2 separate regions of the Homo sapiens genome follow, and region 1 is linked to region 2. Evidence: chromatin contacts called from ENCODE Hi-C or POLR2A ChIA-PET data. All regions are on one chromosome and are shown on one strand. The core of a region is the stretch at or near the end of the contact, and the rest is flanking DNA. Distances in the headings are between cores, read along the strand shown.

Region 1 (4,809 bases), core at 1,529-4,028, 1.2 Mb before region 2:
TAACAAATTAGCCACGAGATTCAGAAATTGTAGTTTAGGAGTCATGCAACCAGAGGCCACAAGATTCTGAACCTCCCCAGTTGGTATTATTTGGACTCCACACTCCACAGACTTCAGGAAAAACAAAACAAAACAAAAAAACAAAAACACCTTTTATAAAATGAATTACCAACATTTAAAATTCAGATTTCAAAAAATTTTTATTTTAGATTTCTCTTGTAATATTGGAAGACATTACATGTTTTTCTTCATCCCACTTATGCAATTATTTTACTGTTTTGTGCTACTGGTTTTTATAAGCTACCTTGTAGTCTAATAGGCAAAGACAGAATGAATAAATAGCTAGCTAGCTACACACTCAAGCCCTGCAACTCTGGTGAGAAGGAGAGACAGAGCTGATTAAGCACTATCCTCTATCCTCAGGGAGCTTGGTGGGGGAAACATTACATGATGCAGGAACAATATTTCATGGCATAGCTTCAAATGTGTATACAAATGGTGTCAAGGATCATCCATCACTTACATTCATTTTTTAAACTGACTAAATATAAATTTTATATATTTCCTTTACAGTGTAATATAGTGCTAGGATTCCAGACTCTGGAGTCAGGTTGTCTATGTTTAAATCCCAGTAAACTGTGTGACCTTGAGCAAATTCCTTAACCTCTCTGTGATTCAGTTCCTCAACTGTAAAGTGTGGATAAAAACACCACCTACCTTATAGAGTTAAATTGCAAAGGTTAAAATAATTAGCTACCAATAAATAATAATAGTAGCACTCATCTCCTGCCAGAACTGCAGTTACTATAACTCCTCCTCCTATACTATTGTTAATATTTACAGCTCAGGGAGGCCAGTCCTGAAGGTGAACTGTCACAAATGAAGCCAGTTCTAAACGCCGAAACTGGATGGGGCAAAGAAGGGAGAAAACACTGAGGATGTGGCTCAACCGGTGAGCGTAGGTAGAAAGCTCTGGAATTCTGGAGTGGGTGCAATGAAATACCTAGAGATGCTGGAATTTCAGCTCTGGAAAACTCTTAACACGTAAAGAGAAATGTTATTGTTATTATTGTTCTCCAGAGATTACAAAAACCAAAACTATTTCAATTCACAAAAAACAAAATAAAAATTAAAAAATAAGTTGGATTTGGGGATCATTGTATTTGGTTTTTAGAAAAATGAAACATATTAAAAGACATTTCCGGTGTCCTTTTCAGATTTTTAAAAAGCGACTTCCAGGGGTTCTCCTAGGGTAAAAATAAGATTCAGCCAAGACACCTATGCCAAACAATAAATTGATCATTATACCATGTGTTACTTTAAATGCCACAGGGGCTCAGTGTAGAGTAGTTTGAGTAGTCAAAAGAACAATATCAACATTTTGGAAGTTTCAAGTCAATTTCATCATCTCATAAGATGAGAATAAGGCCCGGGAATATAAATGATTTGTCCAAATTCCATCGAAATTTGTATGGCTAGCAAGTTATATCTAGCTAGTAGTGATGTCTTAACTAATTTTCCAAAAATAAGTAAAAGAATTCCGGGCAAGGGCAAGGACTGAGGGAAGGGGGTCGGGAAGCCCTGGGATGGGCTGGGCCATCTTCGTTATTTGCGGGGAAGGAGTTGGTGCGTGTGCACCGGCCGGTCAAAGAATGGTAGTGTAGACAAGCCTGTCAGAATCGCCCAGTTATCTCCACACCCGTGTAGACACGAACGGCGCTTCCTCACCTCTTCCGACCACTGCGGGAGGAGGGTGCCGCAAGCCAGGCGCACCCCAGTGGCGCGCATCCTCCCTTCCCGGCGGCCCCTGGCAGCCACGGGGCCCGGGGCCCAGAGCCAGAACCAGGTGCGGTAGAGCGGTCCGCAGACTCGGGCGCCCGGTCTGGGGGTGGTCTGCTGTGGGGGCTGGGTCAGACTGCACACCGGGCTAGGGAGAGGGAGACCGGTCGTTGCCTCGGAGTGTCTTACCAGCTGGCGGCCCTCTTCAGCAGACCATCCGAAGGGCACACACCGAGAGCCAGCCCGGCTAGCTGCTCGCGCGGAGCTGGGGGCTCCGAGTCGGGAACGCAGCGTCGCCGTGGAGACTGCACGGCGCGTGGAGGAAGCTCGGGCAGCAGCCGAGGGTGGGGGCTGGGGGAATTGGGCGACGGCGGGGGAGGTGGCGGGGGCGGGGGCGGGGGCAGGGGCAGCCCGGGGAACCACGGAGAGGCAGGGTGGAGGCGGGCCCAGGCCGTAGGGCGGTGGAGGGCGCGGGACGGAGCGGGCGCGGCGAGGAGGGCCCGGGGCGGGGCTGGGAGGCGGGTCCGGGGGGGCGGGGCGGGGCGGGCGGCCGAGCTGAGGGACAGCCCCGCGGTTGTGGGTGTCCCGCGGCGCCGGAAACTGGGCGCACACACCCTCGGATTGACGTGCGCACGCGCACCGGTTACCTTCAGGAGCGCCGAAGAAGGAAAGAAGGTTGGAATGTCGGTGTCCATACCTGATTCTAAGCGAGGGAGAGGGAAGGGGGCGGGGTGGCCTCAGAGTTTTAAACTTGGGGAGTAAAAAGAAGTCTTGAGTTGGGAGAGATGGGTGTCCCTGGTAGTGGATGAACAAGTGTCCCCTGCAGGACTTAGTCCCCCAACCTGAGGTCGCCCCAAGAAGATTATGGGTCTCCGGGGGGAGTCCCTGGACGCCAGTTTTCCCAGAAGTCAGATTCAAGTGATTAGAACCAGAGACCCGGCTCTCCCCCAGCTAGAGCAGCCCAGGTTCCCTCTAGCGCCAGAGCTGCTGCTCTGCCACGCCGGCCAATGGGAGGTATTAGTGTTTAAGTAACTGCTTGGGTCACAGTAGGGGGTGGGGAGCTTTTCTGTTACAGAATTCTAAAGGTCCCTCAAGCTTGGCTTCTAGGAAGGAATTGGTTATTTTTCTCCACTTGGGATGCCGGAAGTAACTAGAATCAATTTGTTGCTAGGCAACGTGTTTTGAAGGACGCGTGTTTGTTGGACTCAAATCTGGATTCGACTTTCACATGGTAGACACATAATATCAGGTGTACTCCCTATTTAATCTCTGGAGTTGCTACCCGCTGAGGATATGTACCTTGGTAGATGGTTGTGAAGCTAAAATGACATAAAAATGTATAAAGCTCTGACATGTGGAAGATGCTTAATAAATAACAAATTTTATTATTATTATAATAAAAATAGAACCAGCTGGACCATTTCCGGAACCAAGAGAATACAGAGACGTGGCCATTTTTTAATTCTCTTAGTCATCTGTTCACATTCATTCTTTAAATCTCCTGTGAGCCCTTGATGATAGGTAGGAGGCAAAGGAAAAATGCCAGAATGGAAGTTTTTGAAAAGAACTCAATGGAGTCATTGACAAATACATCCCTAGTTTGATAAGGACATAGCAGGCCACTGCCTCCTCTATTACAGGAACACCCTTACATAGAAAATGTCTTGTTTGATTGAGGACTTTTCATTTAAACAAGGCCAAGGGTATGTCTTGATCAACACATTTGAAAACATTAGTTTTGTTGAATTTGCTTAGTACTGATGAATGGATAATGGCTGACTGGTTATTCCCATTGATCCACTACAAGGAAGTGTAAGAAAACCTCAAATTTGATTAAACTTTCTTTCTCTACCTATTCTTCCCCCTGACAGAAAAGCTCAAGTTCATTTGTAGGATGCAGTGTTTAGTTTACTTACTGCTCCTGAAGGGAGCAAAAATGGATTAATGGGCTGGGCACGGTGGCTCACACTTGTAATCCCAGCACTTTTTTTTTTGAGACGGAGTCTCCCTCTGTCCCCCAGGCTGGAGTGCAGTGGCGCGATCACGGCTCACTGCAAGTTCCGCCTCCCGGGTTCACGCCATTGTCCTGCCTCAGCCTCCCGAGTAGCTGGAACTACAGGCGCCCGCCACCATGCCTGGCTAATTTTTTTGTATTTTTAGTAGAGACGAGGTTTCACCGTGTTAGCCAGGATGGTTTCGATCTCCTGACCTCGTGATCCGCCCGCCTCGGACTCCCAAAGTGCTGGGATTACAGGCGTGAGCCACCGCACCTGGCAATCCCAGCACTTTGGGAGGCCGAGGTGTGCGGATCGCTTGAGCTCAGGTGTTTCAGACCAGCTTGGGCAACATGGCGAAACGCTGTCTCCACAAAAAAATATAAAAAATTAACTGGGCATAGTGGCACGGGTGCGGTGGGGTAAGGGGGGGTCGAAGCTGTAGTGAGCCTTGATTGTGCCACTGCATTCTAGCCTGGGCGACAAAGTGAGACCCTGTATTAAAAAAAAAAAAAGATTCATGACCTTGGAGAATAAAAGTATGTTCTCCACATCGAGGAGTGGTTAGAGTGATCTGGCTTCCACCTTGGGCCTCAAGGTCTTCAAGTGCCAAGTGGAAATACATGCACTACCTGCCCCTGTAGCTCAGAACATGGAATGAGAGAAAATAAAGCCCCTGACACAGAGCCTCGCACATGACAATTCGTCAACAACTGAGATATTATTACTTCTACCATAATATTCTGTATATAAATAAAAGTACTTTCAGGATAGCCGTAAGAATTAAAGATCATTAGGTAAAGTGCCTGGTCCAGTACCTATTTGAACCACTGATGATTATTTTGCTTCTCTCTGATGAAAAAGCACTACATTTCATCTTTATTTGTATAACTTGAGAAATAAGTCACCTAACTTTTCTGCAGAAGTTATTATTGGTGTTATACTCAAAAATAAAGCACAGTTTAGCCCTGGCCTGTGCATTTACACCACTGAATAAATTACCAAAAGTGTCTGTCTAGCAAGAGTTCGTTCTAAC
Region 2 (4,842 bases), core at 82-2,581:
GGGTCAGCCCCCCGCCCGGCCAGCCGCCCCGTCCGGGAGGGAGGTGGGGGGGTCAGCCCCCCGCCCCGCCAGCCGCCCTGTCCGGGAGGTGAGGGGCGCCTCTGCCCGGCCACCCCTACTGGGAAGTGAGGAGCCCCTCTGCCCGGCCACCACCCCGTCTGGGAGGTGTACCCAACAGCTCATTGAGAACGGGCCATGATGACAATGGCGGTTTTATGGAATAGAAAAGGGGGAAAGGTGGGGAAAAGATTGAGAAATCGGAAAGTTGCTGTGTCTGTGTAGAAAGAAGTAGACATGGGAGACTTTTCATTTTGTTCTGTACTAAGAAAAATTCTTATCCTGTTGATCTATGACCTTACCCCCAACCCTGTGCTCTCTGAAACATGTGCTGTGTCCACTCAGGGTTAAATGGATTAAGGGCGGTGCAAGATGTGCTTTGTTAAACAGATGGTTGAAGGCAGCATGCTCCTTAAGAGTCATCACCACTCCCTAATCTCAAGTACTCAGGGACACAAACACTGCAGAAGGCCGCAGGGTCCTCTGCCTAGGAAAACCAGAGACCTTTGTTCACTTGTTTATCTGCTGACCTTCCCTCCACTATTGTCCTACGACCCTGCCAAATCCCCCTCTGCGAGAAACACCCAAGAATGATCAATAAAAAAAATAAATAAATAAAATAAAAAAAAGAAAGTTGCACAGCATATTCCAACAAATATCAGTTTGGTACCTTTAGAGCCTTACTTTGTTGTAGTGATTATCAGCTGAAAATTATGTCTGTTGTAACTTTGGTAAGCATTCCACTTTGGTTATTTATTAGTGGTATTTTTTTTTTAAGTGTCAAGTGTCAAATCTTGGGACTATTAAAATACCATGGTAAGTAAAAAAAAAATATGGTCTGAGAACTGGTACCTATCCACGACATAAGTGCAGAAACTGAGAGTATGAGTTTGCATACTTTCAAAGTTACTCGACAGAGTTATTTCGTATATGCTAAAAAATAATAAGAAAAATCTGTACGTGTCTTTTCCATGTTTACATTTTTAAATTTCATTTTCCTAAGTATATTTTTGTGTATATTATAAAAGTAGTAGACTTCCAAGGACTAGGAGAACAACCTTAGATAGTAGAGAATCACCTAAACGACCTATATCTTCTTCAACAGCTTAAGCTGTGTACTGCGCTAGAGCCTCCCTCAATGAGGAACTACAATGCCCAGAATTCCCCCAAAATGCGTGAGCGACGTCCATTTCACCCACCTCGCCGCGACCCACCCTGGGATATGTAGTGCGTGACTTCCGCAGTGCACGCTGCGCCTGCCGGGCATTTTTTCCTGGTTTGGGGGCAAGGTCTCATGGGAAAGGTCATGTCTCTCGAAGAAAGGTTATAAACCCTGAGATATGAGGGTTGGGCGAGACATCCGAGCCTGTTTCGTTCCGTGTTGGGACCAGGAATAACCCTGACTTCTGAGCTTTCATAACCCCAGGATCCTCCAGAAAATTTGCGGCGCGCTGAGGGAAAACCTTGCTGGCAAGTCGGGACTGTGTGGCAGCGGCTATTTTTCTTTTCCCACCCAGCACGTTTTCGGGCTGGGGACATAGGGTTCAGTTGAGATACGGAGGCTTCCTTCGGGATATTGGGTTCTCTGAAGTGCGGATGGACTAGGGCAGGGCTGAGACCCCATTCATTCACTCATTTGTTTAGCTCTCCTTTATGCCCGGCGCAGAAGATACCCCTTAGGGTCCCAAGGCCCTTCCTGTAGTTAAGTTCCTTCCTTAAGGTCATTCAGCTGGGGCAAAGCTGGGGACTCGACACCTTTCTATGCTAACCATTGAGCTGCCTCCACTTTGAGCAGCTCAGTGGATGAATATAGTATCTTGAGGATACCTTTGATTTGTGCAGGGTTTTCTTGTGCAGGTTTGTGACCCAGGTCAGCTTAGGTCAGGATGCTGTACTGCTTGCCACAAAATAGCCTGTACTGTCGCGTCGTTTTTTCTTGTGAACAGACTGTTTGGCATAGCCGTAGAGAGGGGTCTGAGACATGAATTTAGTGATACAGCGTTGATTTGTTTGTGTAATGAAGCTGTTCAAGTGGAAAGAACTGAGTTGTAGTCCCTGCTTCACTAGTACTAGAAGGATTTTTTAAACCTTTTTGAACCTATTTTGCCTTATCTGTAAAATGGAAATAATATCAACCTGGAAGGTTAGCTGAGAGAATTTAATGAGATAATGTGTTTCAAACGTTCTTTGTAAATGGTAACATGTTGCAGAAATATTAGATTATATGACTTTAGTCCCTGCTTTTCTAACCATTACTTCTCAATTATAAATGTAAACATTTATAGCATATTTTTAAAACAAATTATTCTTTTTTCATAATTATCTTTAGTTCTTTTATTGTTTCAGCATGACTTGAAACATTACTTAATTTCTTAGTATTTCTTGATTGGTGCTTTAATTGTGTCGTTCATTGGTTAAAACCTATCCAAGGCCAGTAATGATTAAATTATATGACTTCTTTTATTTATTTATTTTCTAAAGAAAGGAATTATTTGAGCTCTTTAAGGGCACAAGAAAAAGGGGCAAGAAATTATCCTGAAAGCAAATAAACCTGAGACCATACTTCTGAAAAATTAAAAAAAAAAAGTATATATATATGTATGTATAAATATATATGGCTCTGAATTAATGCCTACACTTTTTAGAAACTTTGAAGGTGATTATTTATTTTAAACAATTTTCCTCTTTTTCGAAAAGACAGCTCTGAGTTTGTGGGCTTTTTTTTTCCTTTTATGGTAAATTTGAAAACTTTATGTAAATGTCAGATTTAAAACACTTTTAAAATGGGGTGCAGAAAGAAGCCCCTTTTTCTGGACATTTATTTTTTGATCAAATTCTGCTATCTGGTTTAGACTAAGAAAAAGTCTTTAGTTAATGCAGAAAAAATGTATTACTTTAATTTGAATTTTGGAATCATTTTGATATTAATGATGTAAGCATAACCATGTTAAACCAATTCTTTTATAGAAGCTGTACATTGGAATGCGTTTACAGTCATTGTAATGGAAGCAAAATACATGAAGGAAAAACTGTTATTTGTATCCCTGCTTATTGCACCTGACGACTAGTTGCAGATGGTTTTGTTTACCTAAGAAAACTTGTGATATAAATGAAAAAAACACCTGTTTTCCTAGAGTCATTGGTTACAAATATGCTTCGTCTAAGAGCTATTTGTCCATTCTCCTGGAGAGTGTTTCAATTTCGACCCATCAGTTGTGAACCACTAATTATTCAGATGAATAAGTGTACAGATGAGGAGCAAATGTTTGGTTTTATTGAAAGAAACAAAGCCATACTTTCAGAAAAGCAAGTGGGATGTGCATTTGATATGCTTTGGAAGCTTCAAAAGCAGAAGACCAGCCTGTTAAAAAATGCTGAGTATGTCAGAGACCATCCTCAATTTCTTACTCTTCATAATTTAGCTACAAATAAATTCAAATTAATGAATGACGATACCCTGGTGAATGTGTTATACGTCACACAACAGTAAGTAATTTACTTTTATATTTTATGGAATGATTATATAGTTTACATTTTAATTTTCTAAAAATCTCTTTATTTTCATTTTATTTATTTATTTTTGAGGAGTCTCTGTCGCCCAGGCTGGAGTGCAGTGGCATGATCTCGGCTCACTGCAAGCTCTGCCTCCCAGGTTCACGCCATTCTCCTGCCTCAGCCTTCCGAGTCAATGGGACTACAGGCGCCTGCCACCACGCCCGGCTAATTTTTTTGTATTTTTAGTAGAGACGGGGTTTCACCATGTTAGCCAGGATGGTCTTGATCTCCTGACCTTGTGATCCGCATGCCTCGGCCTCCCAAAATGCTGGGATTACAGGCGTGAGCCACTGTGCCAGGTCTAAAAATCTCTTCAAAATGAAAAATAATTTTTTTCACCAGTAGTTTTCCTGATAATCTAATTTTTTTGTTTTGTTTTGTTTTGTTTTGAGGCGGAGTCTTGCTCTGTCACCAGGCTGGAGTACAGTGGCACAATCTTGGCTCACTGCAACCTCCGCCTCCCAGGTTCAAGCAATTCTCCTTTAACAACTGTAATACTATTGTTAACTGTGGGCATTTGAAATTGGATTATTGTGGAGTTTTGTGAAAATGTGGTTGGCTGCAGATGAGGATATAGTAGGTAAGCAGTTAGATTTAAGATTAATGCCAGTCGGGTGTGGTGACTCACACTTGTAATCCCAGCACTTTGGGAGGCTGAGGTGGGTGGATCACCTGAGGTCAGGAGTTCAAGACCAGCCTGGCCAACATGGTGAAACCCTGCCTCTACTAAAAATACAAAAATTAGCTGGGCGTGATGGCAGGCACCTGGAATCCCAGCTACTCTGGAGGCTGAGGCAGGAGAATCTCTTGAATTCACGTGGTAGAGGTTGCAGTGAGCACAGATCATGCTACTCTACTCCATTCTGGGCGACAGAGTGAGACGCTGTCTCCAAAAAAAAAAAAAAAAAGTAATGCCTAATAACAATCAGCAATTAGTAAATTTTGTCTGTGATAACTTGTTTGCAATCTCGTTATTGTAATTAAATGGACGGCACATATGTTTTCTAGGGGGTATTGGTACAATAGGTTGTTTCTCAATAATAGCCCTTAAAAGGAAAAAGAAATAAAATGATTTTGTAGATTCATTTATATTTGATAACAATGTTATACAAATTATGTGGATGGTTGATAGGTATTACGTAAAGAAGGGCTTCCTTGGTGTCAGTGGAAAAACTCAGAGATAAATGTTAAGAAATATTACATTCCAGTTTTGGGATTTGTGAAGAAAAA

The links. A loop is a pair of places that touch in the nucleus more often than their neighbours do. ChIA-PET counts read pairs that join two places held with the same protein, here RNA polymerase II (POLR2A). Pooled maps may share reads with other maps.
Region 1: a loop to region 2 is called in a pooled map, with 8 times the contacts of the local background. The contact joins the promoter of ERICH2 here to the promoter of FASTKD1 in region 2. A Hi-C loop is called at or near these places in 11 of 50 pooled maps. POLR2A ChIA-PET finds 5 or more read pairs at or near these places in 2 of 52 experiments (BJ and GM10248).

Annotation. Positions count from the first base shown.
Region 1 is chr2:170,768,347-170,773,155 of GRCh38, reverse strand. ERICH2 (glutamate rich 2) reads right to left here and starts at 2,778. Exons shown (of 10, transcript NM_001290030.2): 1 at 1,969-2,778. The coding sequence starts at 2,474. ERICH2-DT (ERICH2 divergent transcript) reads left to right here and starts at 2,390. Exons shown (of 6, transcript NR_110185.1): 1 at 2,390-2,454. RefSeq lists silencers at 1,681-1,820, 2,141-2,200.
Region 2 is chr2:169,570,354-169,575,195 of GRCh38, reverse strand. FASTKD1 (FAST kinase domains 1) reads left to right here and starts at 1,331. Exons shown (of 15, transcript NM_024622.6): 1 at 1,331-1,527; 2 at 3,025-3,543. The coding sequence starts at 3,167. RefSeq lists enhancers at 1,120-1,219, 1,122-1,724, 1,580-1,749.